Linked DNA regions of Homo sapiens: region 1 is linked to region 2. The links are chromatin loops, found by intact Hi-C in ENCODE. Cell type or tissue: endothelial cell of umbilical vein. All regions are shown on one strand. Links, peaks and the distances in the headings refer to the core of each region. The heading gives the core; the rest is flanking DNA. Region 1 overlaps ZDHHC13 (zDHHC palmitoyltransferase 13). Region 2 has its middle 17 kb from the start of MRGPRX2.

What was found. Peaks named below come from ENCODE experiments on the same cell type or tissue, not always from the same donor. Only the 100,000 strongest peaks of a DNase experiment are listed, where the experiment ranks them.
Region 1: a loop joins it to region 2, with 4 times the contacts of the local background. A loop is called at or near these places in 17 of 110 quality-filtered maps.

The regions. Positions count from the first base shown.
Region 1 is chr11:19,145,608-19,154,893 of GRCh38, forward strand. It overlaps ZDHHC13 (zDHHC palmitoyltransferase 13), which reads left to right. Exons shown (of 17, transcript NM_019028.3): 3 at 574-696; 4 at 1,989-2,066; 5 at 3,580-3,724; 6 at 5,120-5,184; 7 at 6,551-6,713; 8 at 6,952-7,077. Among named protein-coding and RNA genes, the nearest start is that of ZDHHC13, 33 kb to the left of the region's middle. In endothelial cell of umbilical vein, for the core only: no CTCF peak of the experiment used is centred there; no DNase peak of the experiment used is centred there.
Region 2 is chr11:19,072,750-19,082,035 of GRCh38, forward strand. No RefSeq gene overlaps it. Among named protein-coding and RNA genes, the nearest start is that of MRGPRX2, 17 kb to the left of the region's middle. RefSeq lists a silencer at 5,293-5,587. In endothelial cell of umbilical vein, for the core only: a CTCF peak has its summit at 4,422 (motif pointing right); DNase peaks (open chromatin) are centred at 4,462, 5,402, 7,082 and 8,002; H3K27ac peaks cover 4,148 bases.

The sequences.
Region 1 (9,286 bases), core at 961-8,960, 73 kb after region 2:
ATCCATGTAGTTTCACATTGCTGATTTTTGTACATGCTGCTTCCTCTGCCTGAAATGCCTTTTGTCAACCTATAAAATATAGCTTAGTTTCATCTCCTTCAGGAAGGGCTAATCATTTGTTCCTCTGCTATACCTATATTCTTTCCATATTTCGTTGTGGAATTTATCCCATTCTAAGTTTGCTTTTAGTCTTTATCCCTTATTGTGAGATTATTGCATGGGCTTGGTTTGATTCAGGGGTAAGATTATTGTCAGGAATTGGCACCAGGTGTTTCTGGCACATAGTGGAGATCAGATGAAACTTATTGAAGGAAGGCAATGTAAGTTTAAAGTTTACTTAAGAAAGTCAAGTTCAACTCCAAAGAGATTAATCTGATCAGTACATAAACCAGGTTTCCTTTTGCTGTTTGGCTTTATACTGTGTCCTCTCTATGCATGTCTTTGTTAATTATTATATTTCTGTATTGACTGAAAGGCAGTTTGGATAGTGAAAAGATATAGTAAAGTGAAGAAATTTTGATATTTGAAATGATTTTAATTGTATCAATTATGCTTTTTTTTTTCTTCTTTGAGATACGGAATTTTTGAACGATGTAAAGAGTTGGTAGAAGCAGGATATGATGTCAGGCAACCAGATAAAGAAAATGTGTCGCTTCTTCATTGGGCTGCTATTAACAACAGACTGGATCTTGTAAAGTAAGATGGGATATGTGTGTTAATTGTGTATTTATAATTTTAGACCTCTCCTTCATTTATCTTTTTCTTTAAGTATGGGTATTGAACCATGTGTAATCCTCGTGTAAAAGAACACCCGAAACTTTTTCTGCCACACACGTTGGTTATTATAAAGTTGAAAGGGACCTTAGAGACCATGCCTGGTTGATCCAAAAGGGAAAATTAGAGATAAAGCCAAGGGGGCCAATCATAAAGTTTAGAAAGTAAAAGTGAACATTTTTTAAAAAAGGAAAAGTATAATAAACTTTTTCAGAAGAGAATGGGAAGTCTCATCTAGTTTAGAAGAAGCATTGAAATATTTTACATTTTAATACCACGAAGAATAGATAGGTAGGAGATTTAACCTTTTAAAAAAACTAAATATGGAATATACTTTTAAGTGGGCATGTATTGGATTGTATAAAATATTTCCCCTTCATAAAGCACTACTGCCTACCCATTGTTTCTTTTAAACAGCTTAACATGTAAAATGTACATGTGTATGTGAATGTGTATATATTTTGTGTTATAGGATTAGATATTTAAAATCCTCAAAGTTTAAGAAATTTATTAAGGTTTAAAATGTTCTAACACACATGAATACTCACAGGCAAACTCCTCTTCTGTGGAAATAAACTGGCATGGTATTTAGATAATATGATGTATGAAGCTCAACTTTGAAGTAATGAGACTAATTCCTATAAACCATAGAAGAAAATCAGTCTTATTACCTTATATGTCCACCTTATACAGTGCCTCTCATCTCCGTACCCTAAATACAGGGCAAAACACTCAAAATGTCTAACTTTTCCAAAAGGATTTTAAATTAATTCTTTACTACTTACTTTTAAAATTCATTCCCACATAGTAATTCTACTTTTAAACTGTTGAAGGTGACATAACTTTACCTTTCTCCTTCCAGTCAAGTAAGAATATCTGTCTGATCCTAAACCTTTTGAATATAAACAATTTCAAGAGTGCTGCGGTAGTTAGACTATGCAGAGAGTAGTTATGATGTATTTGATATGTAAGTTATAATGGAATGCTAATTACAGCAGGACTAATTACTTACATCCTAAGGATGTTTCATCAGGGATTTGTCTGATTCTGCCATGTGAACCTTTCATATTTCTATAGATCTGGGTGTTTTAGGGATTATTACTATCATAATTTGTTCTCCAACATATTTATTACTATGAAAAAATTAGTATTTTCTTTCTCAATATGAAGCTTAAGTTTCAAATCTTACTTTCATTTGTGTCTGCTTTTAACAGGTTTTATATTTCAAAAGGTGCTGTTGTAGATCAGTTGGGTGGAGATTTAAATTCAACTCCTCTTCACTGGGCCATCCGGTAAGGTTTCTTTGAACACTGAAATTAAATAGCCACATATAGCTAGTGGTCACCATATAAAAAATCAGTTATAGACGATTTGAAAGGCTGTCTTTTCTTCCCCCCCCCCCTTTATTTAAAAATAAATTTCAGCTTTAAAGAGTTTGCAGAAAGGATGTTTTCGATATTTAATTTAGGGCTTCATTATGATTATCCAACTCAAATATGTGTTTTATAGTTTCTTTTTTGTAATTAGAATAAATAATTTTCATACTTGGTAACATAAATAAAAATAGTAGTTCAGTGAAGTGCAAACTCATTCAGTTCAGGCTTATGACAGATGTCTATTTAGAAATTTACGATTTTATTTCAGAGGTGAGTTTCCTCTTAAATGTGAAGTATATCTCTATATCTTAGGGCCAATTGAGTCAACTCTTTTAAAAGTTGTTGCAGGATTAACAAGAAATTTTGAGTATATCAACTTAGAACATTTATATTGTGTGGTCACTCTCCTTTTTTCTCTGTTGTATATTGGCCATCTGAAACTGAAGTTAGTAAGTCTTGAATACTTATCAGTTTCTTTTATTAATTTAAACTCCACTCTCGGTGGTTGGTGGGGTTGACAGGAATCTGAAACTGAAGTGAATAATTGTTCATGTAAGTCAAGGAGTTGAATCTTTTCTCCATAGCTAAGAGTTTTGAAACTCTAGGGTTACTTCATGCCCTTTAAGCTACTGAGGTACAGTACTTTACATGAAAAATGAACCATAGTCAAGCATAAGAAAAGCATATGAATATATAGCTCTTAATATTATCACAGTAAACCCATAGTTTATGAATATTATATTTCTGTATATCTGGCTTATGATTTTTTGATTTTAAAATGACAGTGACATCTAAGTGGTCTTAGAATCTTCATTGTTACCATGTCATAAAGAATTATTATTCACGTATGGTAATGTGTGAAGGTCAGGTTTAGGGTAGATTGGGAAGTTATCAAGTTTATCACTTGCACTCAAGAATGATTATCCAGGCCGGGTGCAGTGGCTCATGCCTGTAATCCCAGCACTTTGGGAGGCCCAGGCAGGCAGATCATGAGGTCAGGAGATCGAGACCATCCTGGCTAACACAATGAAACCCCATCTCTACTAAAAATACAAAAAATTAGGTGGGCATGGTGGCATGCGCCTGTAGTCCCCGCTGAGGCAGGAGAACCGCTTGAACCTGGGAGGCAGATGTTGCAGTGAGCTGAGATCGTGCCACTGCACTCCAGCCTGGGTCACAGAGCGAGACTCCATCTCAAAAACAAAAAACAAAAAACAAAAAAAAACGAGAATGATTATCCATATAGTTCTAAGTTTGCAGCATCTAAGTTAAAAACGTTTGGACAATCACCATTGTTTCAAAAATCTTACTGTTAGGAAATATTTTTTATATGTAACCAAAATCCCTCATGTCTTAGGAATATCAGTCTCTCCCTGACTTTTTGCTTTTTCTGCATGCTACAGAATGGCTTTTTGTCTTCTATTTGCAGACAAGGACATTTACCTATGGTCATATTATTACTCCAGCATGGTGCAGACCCCACTCTTATTGATGGAGAGGGATTCAGCAGCATCCACCTGGCAGTATTGTTTCAACACATGCCTATTATAGCATATCTCATCTCAAAGGGACAGGTATGTTCTGAAATGTGTCTTATACTCCAGTTTTTATCATCTGAAGAGGTTGGGGAAATTATTAGTAGTAGTCTCTTCTCATTTTTAAAGTGGAGGTTAATGGATATCCAGATATTCAGATATTAGCCTCAGTACGTTTAGCCATTGAATACTGCTTTTCAGCTTCATTGGAGGGAAAAGGACAGGTCATTTAGCTCAGTAACGTATAATAGATGTTTCTGAAACTTGTAAGCTGGTAATAGTTTTTCTTATGAACCCAGTAATTTGCAGAGTTTCTCAAAAACATGACTTCAAAGCCTGTATTTTTCTTCTAGTTGAATATAAAAATGGTAGTCAAATCACTAAATTAACCCATCATTTGCTTTCATTATTTGAGCCCAAATGGGAGGCCAATTTGAATATATGTTTCTTATTGTTCTCTAAAGTAATTCCATGAAAATTGACTTGCCTTGAGAGGCACAGGTTAAATTATAGGTTATTGTAAGTTTCACTGTCAATTATACTTGCCTGGAATATGTTTTCTGGTAGCAAAGTAGTTTATGTATTAGCAGACTTGCCTGTAAAAGGCATGAAAACGTGTTTGCACAAATGCTGTTGGAATGATTGTGCTCCCTTTAAATAAGCACTTTCTCTCAGACTTAGCTGATTGAAGTAGAATTATAACCTCCTAGGTTTCATTGTTGGAAAAATATAAATATATGAGGAAGAGTCCTGTCTGCTTCTCTTTGGGTGCCTTCCCAAGTCCTGTTCCTCCAAGGCCCATAAGAATCTTCAGAAGCTGAAACTGTTTTTCTTTGGCTTAGCTGAAACCATTGCTGTATACCTTAAACCTAGACCTGTCTTATTAAAAGGACTGTATCCTCATGGAAATATGATTTCCTTTTTTTTTCTGTGTTCCAGAAAATAGAAAGGAAATTTTCATATTTTACTATTTAAAACTTAATATGATAAGTCCAGAAAGACAAGTTGCCTCAGAAGATAGGGAGTTCACTATTTACTGGAAGTGTTTGAGTAGGTACTGAATGACTTTGTATAAGAAATGATAATGCGAATTAATGTGTCAACTAAGGTCTCAACTAGGTGACTTTTAAGGTCTCTACCATCTCTTGTATTTGATGGTAGCTATCAACATTTTACTCTTTCCCTTAACTGTGTTCACATCATATAACACTTTACATTATATATTCAGATTTTCTTTTTAAAAATATTCTGTGGAAATCCATGGATTTTTACCCTATGGAAGTGAGCAAAACATTCTTTTTATCAAATGATATTTGAGCCCTTTATGTAGAAATAATGGTAGTATTGAATGTATTAAAGAGATATTTCTATTAAGAGAACAAATAGACTTTTGAGTGTATTTACAGTTATGCTAATTGTCTTCTTTTTGAATAGAGTGTGAATATGACAGATGTAAATGGGCAGACACCTCTCATGTTATCAGCTCACAAAGTAATTGGGTGAGTTTAATTTAGTCCACTCAATCTCATTCTTGGTTCCAACTATTTCTTTTCTGTGTATGTAATTTTAAGTATCTGTGTCTATGTGAGATGATAGTACATTGAAGAAAATAAGATTTTTCACACAGAGACTGTGATAATTGACTTTTAAGGTAGTTATAGTTAGAAAAGCAGCCTTGAAATACATTTTCTCTTTTCTGATAGCTTTGGCAAAAAGTTTGAAAGCTACTAATAAGAAAAAAATTTCCTTACCTATCAAGTAGATATACCTTGAAATATACTTGTTAACATGACTTGTATTTCTTCCTTTGGCTTTAAAAAAATGGCTATAATTTTAAATGTTCTCATAATTTGAAATCTAAGTGATAAATCTGCTTTCTGGAAAATATTAAATTTTGAGATTCTCTGACATCATTCTTGACTACTTTGAAAATATCATTAACTGAAAAGAGTCTGTATGTTCAGATCAGGCACTTACATATTCAAGTTTTTCTGTGTATTTATTTCTATAAACACATGATTAATGACCACTGTATAGTTCAACTTCTGGTATTTATCTAGGCAGATACTTACGACAGTTCTCACTTTAGCAGTTTGTTTCTATGTTGTATTGAATCTCTGATTTTGCTTGTACTTAGGACTTCTAGGAACTGTGTTAGTTCTAATGCTATTTCCTTTTTGTTCATGGAATGGTAGGACTGGAGGTAGAATTTTATTAAAAAGCATTTTCTCTTCTGTGCTGGTAAATCTGAAGTCAGGTATAATCTCTATAAAGATATTGATAGAATAAATAAAGTAGAATATTGTTTTATTAAAAGAATCTCTTCAGTGGTCATGAAGGAAGGAAAGGTATTGGTAAAGTAAAAATATTTTACTGAATTCTGTCTTCTAGTCCGTAACTTTCTAAGATATACAAATATTTTAGGGCATAATTTATACCTGCTTTATTTAACAGTTGATTTGATGGAGAGTATGAAGTTAGCTCCTCAACTAAGACATACATTTAGTCTTTAATTGAATAAATAGCATAGCATTTAATATTGGCTAAAGTTAAATCTATATTCAAAGAAAAGTGTTAGCCAATAGAACAACAATATGAAAGGAAAAGTTTGAAAAACAAAAGCAGTTATTCCACTGCATTGTTAAAATTATCTATCTGTATAGCAGTCGTCATTTAATAGATGTCTTTTTTTTTAATCTCCTATTAGTACCTAGAATAGAACTCAGTACAAAGAAGTTTCTCAGTTCTGAATACTTAACTGAATGGTTAATTGATGGCATTATCTTAAAAGATTCATAATTTGCATTTACTCCTTAAGTCATCATCTCTGTTAATGCCTCTTGGTATTTTATTATTTTGAGACAGGCCAGAACCAACTGGATTTCTTTTAAAGTTTAATCCTTCTCTCAATGTGGTTGATAAAATACACCAAAACACTCCACTTCACTGGGCAGTTGCAGCAGGAAATGTTAATGCAGTTGATAAGCTTTTGGAAGCTGGTTCTAGCCTGGATATCCAGAATGTTAAGGTATGGCCAGATATTTATCTCCCTTAGTTTATTATATCTTGAGTTAGAAGATTGATAAATTAACGTAAAGATAAGCTATATAATTGTTTTCAGTTACCCCAAGATAGATATAAATGATAATAGCTGGCTATCCTTGGAATAATGTGTTGAGTCTATGATTCTGGTGTTTTTAAAAAAAGTTTAGCACTCATAATATATTAAAAATACTTTTAAACTTTTTACCCTACTCTTTTTTAAGGGAGAAACACCTCTTGATATGGCTCTACAAAACAAAAATCAGCTCATTATTCATATGCTAAAAACAGAAGCCAAAATGAGAGCCAACCAAAAGTTCAGACTTTGGAGGTGGCTGCAGAAATGCGAGGTATTTTCATATGGGGTCTTTTCTATGGGATAGATGACTTTTTTTGTTCATTTGGTTTTGTTTATTAAGGCATCAGAGGAAACCAGAGAGTTGGCTTTTTGCTGCATTATATCTGCTGACTATATCTTTCCCCCGCATCCTATTACCCAAAGTTGGAAATTTGGCACTTTCATTGGCTATTTATTGTTGGTCCTCAACTAGATGCTCTAAAAGTGCTTGTTACCTTATGAATATCATTGTGTACTTCCACATTTATTTAATGAATGTATTGAAATGCAAAAGGTTTTGATTTTTAGAGACACAATGGGAAAAACACCTTGTTGCAAGGAGTTTTATAGAAGCTTGTAGGAATAGTTTATTCCTTACTAAAATTTTATTTCTTGAAAAGAAAATAATAACATTTACAATGTTTCCTTAGAATCATAAGGACTTTAAAAATGATAGTGTTGAAAATTTTAGGCATATGATGTCACTTCATAAAAGAAAACACTGGAATTTTGAGAGATTAAATCCAAATTTTATTCATTTTTTTTAGCTTAGCAATTCTGTGTGGTGTTCCTCTAAACTTTAAAATGAACTGAATAATGGAAAACTTTAGAAACTTCAGGTTATTCTCATGAATGTCTAAGAAAATCTAAGTCATAGAAGTGAATACTATTTAAATTGTTAAAATGGAATATTGGATTGATTCCACTGTTTCTAGTGTTTTCAAATATGATACCATCATCTTATTAATAATAATTAGTAATTGTACTTTCAGAGTGATTCTAAATTAACAGACACTGTATTCTTATGTAGAGGATCATCATGAATGCTACACTGCTTTTGCATTAGGCATGTGGAGTGGGGAGAGAAAGAAATAGTGGTTATTCCTCAGTCTCCTTTGCCAGCTCCTCCACTTCTCCCCCATCTCTTGTTGGTAGGGTGCCCCAGGATTTTGTTATTGAGCTTCCTTGCTATCTATTCATTCCCTAAATGCCATCTATATGTTGATAACTCCCATATTTGTCTCTCTAGTCTAGACCTTTCCATGCTCATATATCCAATTACCTACTTTACTCATCCGCTTTGATGTCTAATAGGCATCTCCTGATACCCTCCCCACCCTTCCCCTGACTAAGCCAAGCCTTCCCCATCTCAGTAGCTGGTAACTCCAGCATTCCTCTGTCTTCGCCTTTTTTTTTTTTGTCATACCACATATGCAGTCCATTAGAAAGACGGGTTAACTAGTTCAGCCTTCAGTTTATGTCCAGAATCTGACCCCTTCTTACCACTCTACCACTGCCATGTTGGTTCAGCAGATGAATCTTCTAAAATGTAAGTCGGGTCATGTCACTTATCAGCTCACATTCCTATGATGTCTCCTCATTTCTCCCAGAGTAAAAGCAAAGTCTTTATGATGGCCTATAGGGCCCTTTGTCATCCAGGTTTTTATATACTATAAAATTCACTTAGTATATTTATTTGTCTATCTTCCCCAGCTAGAATTTAAGTGAGAAAAAGATCTTAAGTTCATTGATGTGTCCCAAGTGCCTAGAATAGTACCTTGCATATAATATGCCCTCAAGTATTTGTTGAATGAATAGGGCAGCTTGTCTGTAAGAGTGTTATATCTAGGATTTAGAATTTTGAGATCCATATTTAATTCTTATCTCTGTTCTGAGATTATGTTGCTAGGAGATTCTAAATTTACATTAAAAAAAATCTAAACTAGCCCATTTTGTGTCATCATGCCAATTGGAATAGGAAACATTTTAAAGACTTAATGTCATTTGAAATTATCCACTCCTAGATATGGCGTAGAGAGGTGAAAATGGAGGAAGAAAGAAGGAAGCCCTGCTTACTTTCAAGGTCTCATATCTTGTCATTAAAGACTGCATTGCACAAACATGGGGCCCAGCTTCAATTCAGTCAGACCATTGTTTCATAGAAGTTTCATTCTTTTAACTTTGCCAAAATAAACCTGAATTAGTAGCATCATGAGGACATATTTCAGTCTTTGATCTCCATGTGACATTTGACACTGAGAACATCCCCCTTCTCGAAACTCTCTTCCCTGGATTCCCTGAAACCTTTCTTTCTGCCGGTTCTCATCCTGCCTTTCTGGTCAGTTGTTCTTGGTTATTTTTGGTGACTTTGCTTTTTTCCCCTTAAGTGTTTGTTTTGGCTAAGATTCTGCCCCCTTTCTACCTGCACACAGTCTTTGGGA
Region 2 (9,286 bases), core at 769-8,768:
CTTGGGTGCAGTGAAGGCCTATAGCTCAGGAGGCTGAGGGCGACTCCCTGAAGGTTGGGCTGGTCCCAGGCTTTGCTTGTTGGATGGAGGAGACCTGTGGGGCCTCTGTGTCAAACCAGCTCCTGTGTCCAGCCCAAATTTAGAAAATCAGTGTGGGGGAGCCAAGCTTACCCCAATCCACAGATAACTGCACAGTTTGGAGTTATGCTTTGAGAGAGTGAAGGGAAGGACTTGTCGGGGCAGGATGTGTTCCAGAATATAAGGATCCGAACAGTGTGAGCCGTTTCTCACATCCCTCTCAAGTGCTAACCTACTCAGCCTCCAAGCCCATGCTCCGCAGGCCTCTGTGCTCTGCACTCCTCTCTCCTCTTTGCCTTCTGTAGTCCCCTTTACCTGTTAGGCCCCAGAAGGCTCCCGTTTTGGGGTATAACCCAGGTCCTAGGGCACTCCCCTCATCTGAACTCTGTAGCTGCTGCACCTGTCTCCTCTGCTCCTCTAGGCTGAAAGCTCCCTGAGAGCAGGGCCTATGTTATTCATTCATGGATTCACTCATCCATTTCTTCAATGAATATTGATTGTGCACTCCTTGCTACTTGATAGGCCTTGTTTTAGGTGCTGGAACTGGCACACTGGGTGAGGTCTGAAATTCAGCTCCTGACTCCTGGCCCAGTGCTCTTCCCAACAGATTCCCATCCCCACCTACCTCACCCAGAGCCCAGCCTCCTGGATATAGGTCAGGGAAGCAGTGCCCAGAGCACCACCTTCCCCTCAGGACCCTGATAGGATATTGCCTGCAGCATTTTCCAGCAGGCACAAAGGGCTGAGAGGTACATCTTTGCAGTTTCCTTCTTCCCCTAGGACATTCTGGGAACCACAGGGATATGCACTACCCTTTCCTTCCTTTTGCAGGGTGGCGACAGGGACCAGGGCCACACTCACTGGGCCTAGGGGCAACCCTGGTTCAGACACTCCAGGCTACATGACCTCAGATGACTCCTGTAACCCCCTGAAGCCTTGGTTTCCTCATCTCTAAAAAGGTGATAGTGATACAGGAACTAGAAAGAAATTATTTAGGCAGATAGTGAGGGTAAGAGAGTCCTCAGTAAGGTTTCCTTTTAATAAAAAGCAGCCCCTAACTTGTTTCTTTTCTAAGAAAAAGCAACCTGAAAAATCAAGCTGCAAGCATAGATAAGCAAGCTAAAAGCTCACATAGGTAAATACTGGCAGCTGTGGCAATAGAAAAGCGATATCTGGAAGCCAGGTATATTCAACACGGAGGTTCCCTCTTCCCTTTCCTTTGTCACCACATGTGCAGTAAAAAGCAGGCAACATGGCACCGGCCAGGTAGAGACCCCATCTGCATAATAAAAGATTAGGGTGGGATGACCAGCTTCTTTGCATGCTATGCAAACAGCACACCTGGTTTGACCAATCTCTCATGCCCTATGTCAATCAGACACTGCCTCCTCAAGCTCATCTACAAAACGCCTCCATGCATTTCACCGTGGAACTGGAAGATCCAGTCCGGAGCCCCTCTCTCTGCAGGAGAGAGTTTTTCTCTTTTCTCTTTCTTTCACCTATTAAACCTCTGCTCTTAAACTCACTCCTCGTTTGTGTCCATGTCCTCGATTTCCTTGGAATGAGGCAATGAACCTCGGTTATTGCCCCAGACCAATGGCACCACTTTGATACCAAGAGTATCTTCTCCCTAAGGTGTTTTGAGAATTCTTTGATTCTGTGCCTTCAATAAATGGTAGCTCCTGTCCTCCCTGCCCCCACCCCACAAGCCTGAGGACTGAAGTCAACTCCTGTCCATGGCAAATCAGGCTCCTGCTTAGCAGACTCGGAGCTACAGGAAGCCCCGTCTCCCTCTTCTAGTGCTCAGCCCTAGCGAGAGTAACAACAATAATAATAGTTATTATAACAATGTTGATCTTTTTGATAGCACTTGCTTTGTGTCAGGCACTGTTGTAAGCACTTTACATTTATTAACTCATTTACTGTTTGGTACAATCATATGAAGTGGTATCATTATCATCCCCCTTTTTCAGATGATGAAACCTAGAGAGGTTAAGCAACTTGCCCAAGATCACACAGCTGATAAGTAGCCATTAGAAATGAAGAGACATGGTTGGGCACGGTGGTTCATGCCTGTAATCCCAGCACTTTGGAAGGCCGAGGCAGGCGGATCACCTGAGGTCAGGAGTTTGAGACCAGCCTGGCCAACATGGTGAAACCCCATTTCTACTAAAAATACAAAAATTAGCCGGGCATGGTGGCACATGCCTGTAATCCCAGCTACTCAGGAGGCTGAGGCAGGAGAATCGCTTGAACCTGGCAGGTGGAGGCTGCAGTGAGCCGAGATCGCACCATTGCACTCCAGCCTAGGTGACAGAGCAAAACTCTGTCTCAAAAAAAACAAACAGAAATCAAGAGACATTCTGGACAGCAGTCAGGCTACATTTGCATATAGTTGGTTGCCACATCAATGGCCAAGGTAAAAAGGTGAGTTGAGAATATACGAACTGGGTCATAAATGATGTGAACACAGCTAAGGACTTTCCCAGGACACCTGGACAGCAGGCCTCTGCCGACTCACCCTCTTTTTGTGCCCACTGAGTTGTGCTGCCTGGCACCTGAAAGGGCACATCAATGTTCTGGAGAAGGAAAAGGATGGCAGGAGAGTAACTGGTCTCTGCTCCCTCTTTGGGGCACACAGGGCTTCCAGAAATTCTTGCAAATGTGCCTGAGCCCACATAGGTGCTCTGAAGTAAAAACCACAGAGCTCACTCACACCCCAGAAGTGTTCCCAAATACATTCCCCCATGAAAATTTTCTCTAATATATTTAACTCTACCCACCCCCCAAACTGCTGATGGCAATTTAAAATATTATTTTCCATTCTGCCTCTGTTCTCATTTGTAGAACAGGGGAAGTCAGAGAAACATGGGCTGAGGGAAAATTCATGAGGACTTAGCCACCTGGGAGGTGTTTCTCAAGAGCTGCCAGTGTCGTTGGCTCAGCCAGGGCTCTTGGCGACATGGAGACAGAGCCAGGAGGGCAGGGCTCATGTCTGCTGTGTCTTGCTTCATTCTTAGGTTCTGTGTAAGAGTCCATTTGGAAACAGCTTCTGTGCTAAAAACAGAATTTGAGGGCTGTTGGGCTAGATAATTCCTAGATTCCATCTTGACTGCTACCTCCTAGGGCTCATTCATTCATTCCTCAAATATCACGCAAATACCAGGAGCTCTGCAGGCACTGAGGATCCAGCAGTGAATAAGAGTTATGGTCTCTGCCCTCATGGACCTCAAATACAATGTGAAAAAAGATGAAAAGTAAGAAAATAATGAATAAATGGAAAAATGACACATTATCATAGCTGCCATGAGGGAAATCAATAGGACAAGGTGATGGAGAGTCACTTGGGGGCTCCTTTGGATGGAGTGGTCAAGGAAGGATTCCCTGAGAAGTTTAAGCTGAGCCCAGGAGGATGAAAAGGAACCAGATTTGTCAAAAACCAAGGAAAAAATGTTCCTGGTGTAGGGAACTGCGAGTGCAAGTGTCCTGAAGCAGGAAAGAGATTAGAGTTTACTGTGGCTGGAGCAGAGGCAGGGATAAGTCAGACCTAAGGGGAGGTTTATTCTAAGTGCAAAGCCATTGGAGAGTTCTAAGCAAGGAAGAGGCACCATCTGATTTTCTCATTTACATTAAGCAGATCACTTTTCTGTGGAGAGGAGAATGCCTTGCAAGGGGCAAGGAGATCCACTAGGAAGCTATTGCAGAAGAGGGTGATAACTAGGGCTGGGGATGGCCATAGGGATGAGGAAAGTGGATGGTTTGAGGCAGAGCCAACTGGATTTGCTGAAGAACTGGCTGTGGGAGGTGGGTGCAGGGGTGAGAATTAAGTCTCCTGAAAGTGTGAAACAGACCCCGTTTTCCTACTTGGATGATATGCGTGCTCCCAGAGGTGCCTCACCCTCCATCCTCACTCACTGGAATACTTCTGTTTGCTTTTGCCACTTGTCACACTGGCTTCTCTGTGCTTGACACCCCAAACTCATTCCTACCTCAAGGCGTTGGCACTGCCTGGGCTGGTTGCCCTGAACTTCCCGTGGTTGGTAACTTCTTGACACTTGGGGCTCAGCTCAGCCATCTCCTCTCCCCTGCCCCAGCTGGCCTTTCTTGAACACACAACTTGTAGCCTGACCCACACCCTCCTCTACTCACTCTATTACATTACCCTGTTTTATGCTCTTTACTTTCATGATCTGGAAAGATCTTGTTCATTTATCTGCTTGGGATTTTCCCCATCTGCTTCCACTAGAATGTAAATTCCATGGGCAGGCAGCCCCTTGTCTGTCTCATTCAGCAGCTCTAAAGGGCAAGGCTGGCTGGGGGTGGCCCTGCAGTGCTAGGCCTCCTCCACAAGAGGGCGCACACAAAGTTTCTTTTCTGCTTTTGTCTAGACAATCTCTCCCGGAGTAAAATGAACAGAAAACAGACTCAAATTGCACACTTTACCTAGCTGGGTACACATGCTCTCATTTTTTTTTATATAGGTTTTTAATGTTTTGTTTGATAGTTTAAAACATGTTTTTCTGTGGAACTTCAGATGTTACCCTGAGACAGGGGAAGGGGGGAATCATAGGGACTCCGTTCCCGTCGGGTACCTCTCCATCGTGTGCTATGCTTAGGCTGGCTTTTGCCCGAAAGAACCTGTACTTATGTCTCCACTAACTGTAGCCAGTGATCTCCAAACAATTGGGACATAAATTAACATTTCCTTGATCCTAAGACCGTACTTGGCAATGACCCACAGATTTCTCAACCAACTGGGTAACTCTTGAGAAGGTTTCAGTTCAGTTTGATGAAAACAGGTGAGGGTTTAACCTATGTAATAATAAAGAACAGACAGTGCTGGTTGGTTATTCATCATTGCTCTATTATTGGAGGTAGCTTGAATTAGTGGAAAGAGCACTGGGAGATGCCAGATGTGGGTGTGAGTCTTCTTTTGAGTCTTGGCTCTGTCCATTTCTAGCTGAATGACTATAACTCTGTGAACCTGTCTCCTTCATTTGTGAGGATGACCAAGCTTTCATAGACATAAAAGGTATTTTGTAAAGAAGCATGCAGATGGTGGTGGTAGCACGTAGCGTGTTTATAATAATTGCTGCTAGCACAGTCATATTTGAGACCCCCTCACACTTGGACTGAAGGTGCCCCATGAAATGTGGAGCTGAGAGGGGAGCTGAGGAGTGTCTGAATGTGTCACCTAGATAAGGAAGAGGGCCAGAAGTTGGTGCCTGGAACTGGGAAAGGAATCCAGGGAATCCCAGAGCTAGGAAAAGCAGCACAAGAGGAATGGGTCAGGCAAAAGGATGATTCTGGAAGAATATTTATGACTGTTTCCTGCTGCTGGCACAGGATGCATTTAATAGCTGGGGGTGGACTGGACATTTTCTAAATTTTTGTCTAATAGGAAGTGTGTTGGCTTTCATAGAGGAAGCTTGAGATACTTCATCATTAGTAGGTACTTGGATTATTTTTCAAATCTGCCTGGTCATTTTTATATTCTTTTGTTCTTGACTCATTTTTTATTCTTTCTTTCTTGAATTAGTGGAAAGAGCACTGGACCATGCCAGAAGATGTGGGTGTGAGTCTTCTTTTGAGTCTTTCTTTAATATGTTTATTTAAACATATTAAACATAATTTTTCTATAGTCTATATGTATCCCAATATCTGAAGTCTTTGTGGGCCTGGTTCTATAATTTGCTGTTTCTGCTGCCACTGATTCATGGTGGTCTGTTTCCTTGCACACATCATTTTGATTGTGAGCCCCTAGTTTTTGGAATCTTATGATAATTCTATAAGGCTTGGCTTGAGGGTGCATTTCTGTAGGGAAGATTCCTGATTGCTTCTGTCAGGCGTCAGGACATACTGATAACAGAACAGAGTCCACTTTATTTTTTTCTTTTTCAAGGTCCACTTAAATTCAATTGATCATCTTGAGGGTTTTAAGACCATGTGTAAATTAGTGTCATTTCAGAATCCCTAGTTATGCAATGGTCAGCCAGTAGCACTGAAACCTCAGGGCACTATTTTCTCCCCCAACTACTGTAAATCAAGGTGGACACAGACACTTTTCCTTGCTGCTTAGTTATACTGTGCAGGTTTTATGTTTTGTTTGTTTTATTTTTCATCAATCATCCTTTTTCTCAGAGAGTATAGCTGTTTCTGAGTCCTGGCTTTATTCAGAGGGCTCTCTAATTTGACTCCCTGCACTGCATGGATATAAGGATTAGTGCAGAATCACCCCTTCATTCCTAGTAAAGTCCTGTGTGTAACAGGTCTAGGCCACCAGACGGTACAGAATTCCCCGGAGTGTGTGATAGTTTCTTCCCATGTATTCACTTGGGTCTGACTTTACTTCTGGCCTTAGGTTCCTCTTCCTTTATATGTTAGATCCTCACAGCAATCCCCAAAGGTATTTGTTTTAAAGATAAGTACACTAAGGATCAGAGATGTTAAGCAAATTTCCCAAAGTCACAAAGCTAATGAGTTGTTAAGCTGAGATTTGAATTCAAGCCTTCTGATGCCTCAAGATATATATTTTCAGCTACATCCATCTCTTTAACTTGTAGGACTTAGTCTTGGGAAGGGTTGTCTCAGGGTTGACGCAGGTGGTGGAGAGGGCTATACATGGCCCTGTGGCTCCAGAGGATGGACCCTTGAGCAGTGGGTGAGAATTACACAGAGATAAATGGAGGCTGGAGATCTGGAGCAGCTTCCAGCAAGTGTCTGACAATGAGAGGGAGTGAGTTCCCCATCGCTAGGGGTGTGAGATGACCATCTCTTCAAAAAACCCCTGCCTGGGGTGGCTGCAGAGAGCAACCTCTGAGTGTCCTTTGGCTCTGATAGCCTTAGCCACTGTCATTCTCTTGGTCAGCCCTGGACATCCCTGGAAAGGATGACTCAGCTGTCCGTTTTAAACAGGGTAGTTCAGAAGAATACATTCCTGGTTATTCAAGTTTCTAGGGAGTCCTTGGGAAAGGCTCGGTTGATGAGGAAATCGTTGGGGGGTGATTAACAACTCTTGGATCAGCTCCTTCCTCCTTTGCCAGCCTCACCCAGCAGCCTTTCACAGGGGCCTGTTTTCTTCTAAACACACAGAATGAAAGAATGTGACACATCAGGTTTTAATCTTGGGTCTCAGCCCAGAAAAAAATTTGAAACCTGAAACAAGTGAAACCCATTAATTTACAATTAAATTTCAAAGGGTTGTTCCCCCAAAGTGCCTACTTCCAACCAAATAATTTGAGCTCAGAGCCATAAATTATGTGATGTGTTTTGTCCCCAGCCTGCGAAGTGTGCTGGATTAGTAGCCCAGCCTGGGGCTTCCAGCTATCTCCTCCTTCAGACTGAAAGTCTTCTAAACTATGAATGGTACAAGTAATGATTCTCATTTGTACAGAAGTTGCAATTGACAGAGCACTTCCATGTTACTCACATTTGAGCCTCCAAAGACTCCATGTGGGATAAGGCATTACATAGATGAGGAACACAAGTCTTGGGGAGATGGAAACGTTGAGGGACTTGAGCAAGACACACGGTTTCTAAGGAGCAGATCCAGGACCTGAATCCAGATTTCTTGATTATCTTTTCAGAGAAGATAATTTAACTACTTTCATCAGTGCAGCCTCCTCAGAATAATTAAATCTTATGCAGGAGAAGAATTTAATTTTTATAACTGGAAACAAAAATGCTTCAATAGATCCTCTTAGGCTACAACCATTCCCAATCTCCCTCCATTACTCCTCCCCTGTATCCCAGCAGAAAACCCTTTTAGGGCTCCACTGTGGTTATAACAATGTGCATTCCTCTTCTCACAAGTGACGACAGTGTCACGTGGTGGCTGAGCGCACAGGGCCAAGTCCTGCCTCCTCTTCAGCTGTGGCCTTGGACAAGTTAGCTAACCAACCTGAAGCTCAACTTCATACTGCTGACCTTGAGGGGATGTGGTGATGACTAAATGACATAAAGTACTGGAGAGCTTAGCACAGTCTGCAGCATGTAAGTGCCCCATAAATGCAGATTGAACATAGCTGTACAAAACAAGGACTGTAGGTCAAACCCCAGGACTGCAAAGACTCCATTCATTCCAGCAGCTTTGACTGAACACGTGCTTTGTGCCAGACGCTTCCGTGTCATTACTCATTGACTCCTCACAACAATCCTATGAGGCAGGTGTTATTATTCCCATTATACACATGGGGAAATTGAGGCTTACTTGCCAGCTACTTTGCTTTCATCTGTGTCAGAGCTGGGATTTGAATTCAACTCTGTGTGACTTTTGTTCCAGTACTCTACTGTGCAGTATGCAGAGATTTGGAGAGAGTACATTATAGATTAGGAGTGGTGACAGGAACCCCTAAATTGGGGTGTCTAGGGACTGGACCTGAGCTGTGGCTCTCCCACACTTGCTCTGCAGCTTTAAGCCAGACACATCAGTTTTCTGGGTCTTGGTGGCTTCATCTGTAATCCAAAGAGTTTGGAAAGATCATCTCAAAGATCCTTTCCAGCTCTGGCCTGCTAAGAAGCTCCTCAGATTTCAGAAAAGACTCACGGATATGATGCTGGAACAGAGGAAGCATACCAGTGGCCCCTGAAATTTCAAATCAGTTTTGCCTTTTGAACTCTGAGTTTCTGCATGAATTCAGAATCTGCCAGAGGAAAACTCTCTAATTATCCTACAGGGATTAGCCCAGCTAGTAATTACCCATATTATTTTTAATTGCATTTTATAAGGTACCTTTCATCCAAGATCTCAAAGGGCTTCTCAAATATTCATTAGCTGAACCCCACCTCCTCCCTGTGTGGATATGAAAGACAGAGACTGATTTTAATGTCAGAAAGAAGATGTGGCAGGGAGAGAAAAAGGGACTGAGATCCTGGGAGTAATATTACCTCTGAGTTTAAAGGAGAGAAGAGCAGAAATATGCCAGAGAAATGCTCACCTTTGGAAGGAGTTCATGGGATATTTGGTCAAGAGCAGATGGGTCAGGAAATGTTCCTCCTTTTTAAAAAATCAACTTCTGCCAGGGATGGTGGCTCACACCTGTAATCTCAGCACTTTGGGAGGCTGAGGCAGGAGGAATACTTGAGCCCAAGAGTTCATGCAATCAACTTGAACTCCTGTTTTGTTTTGTTTTGTAGAGATGGGGTCTCACTATGTCCTAGGCAACATAGTGAGACCCCATCTCTACAAAACAAAACAAAAACAAAAACA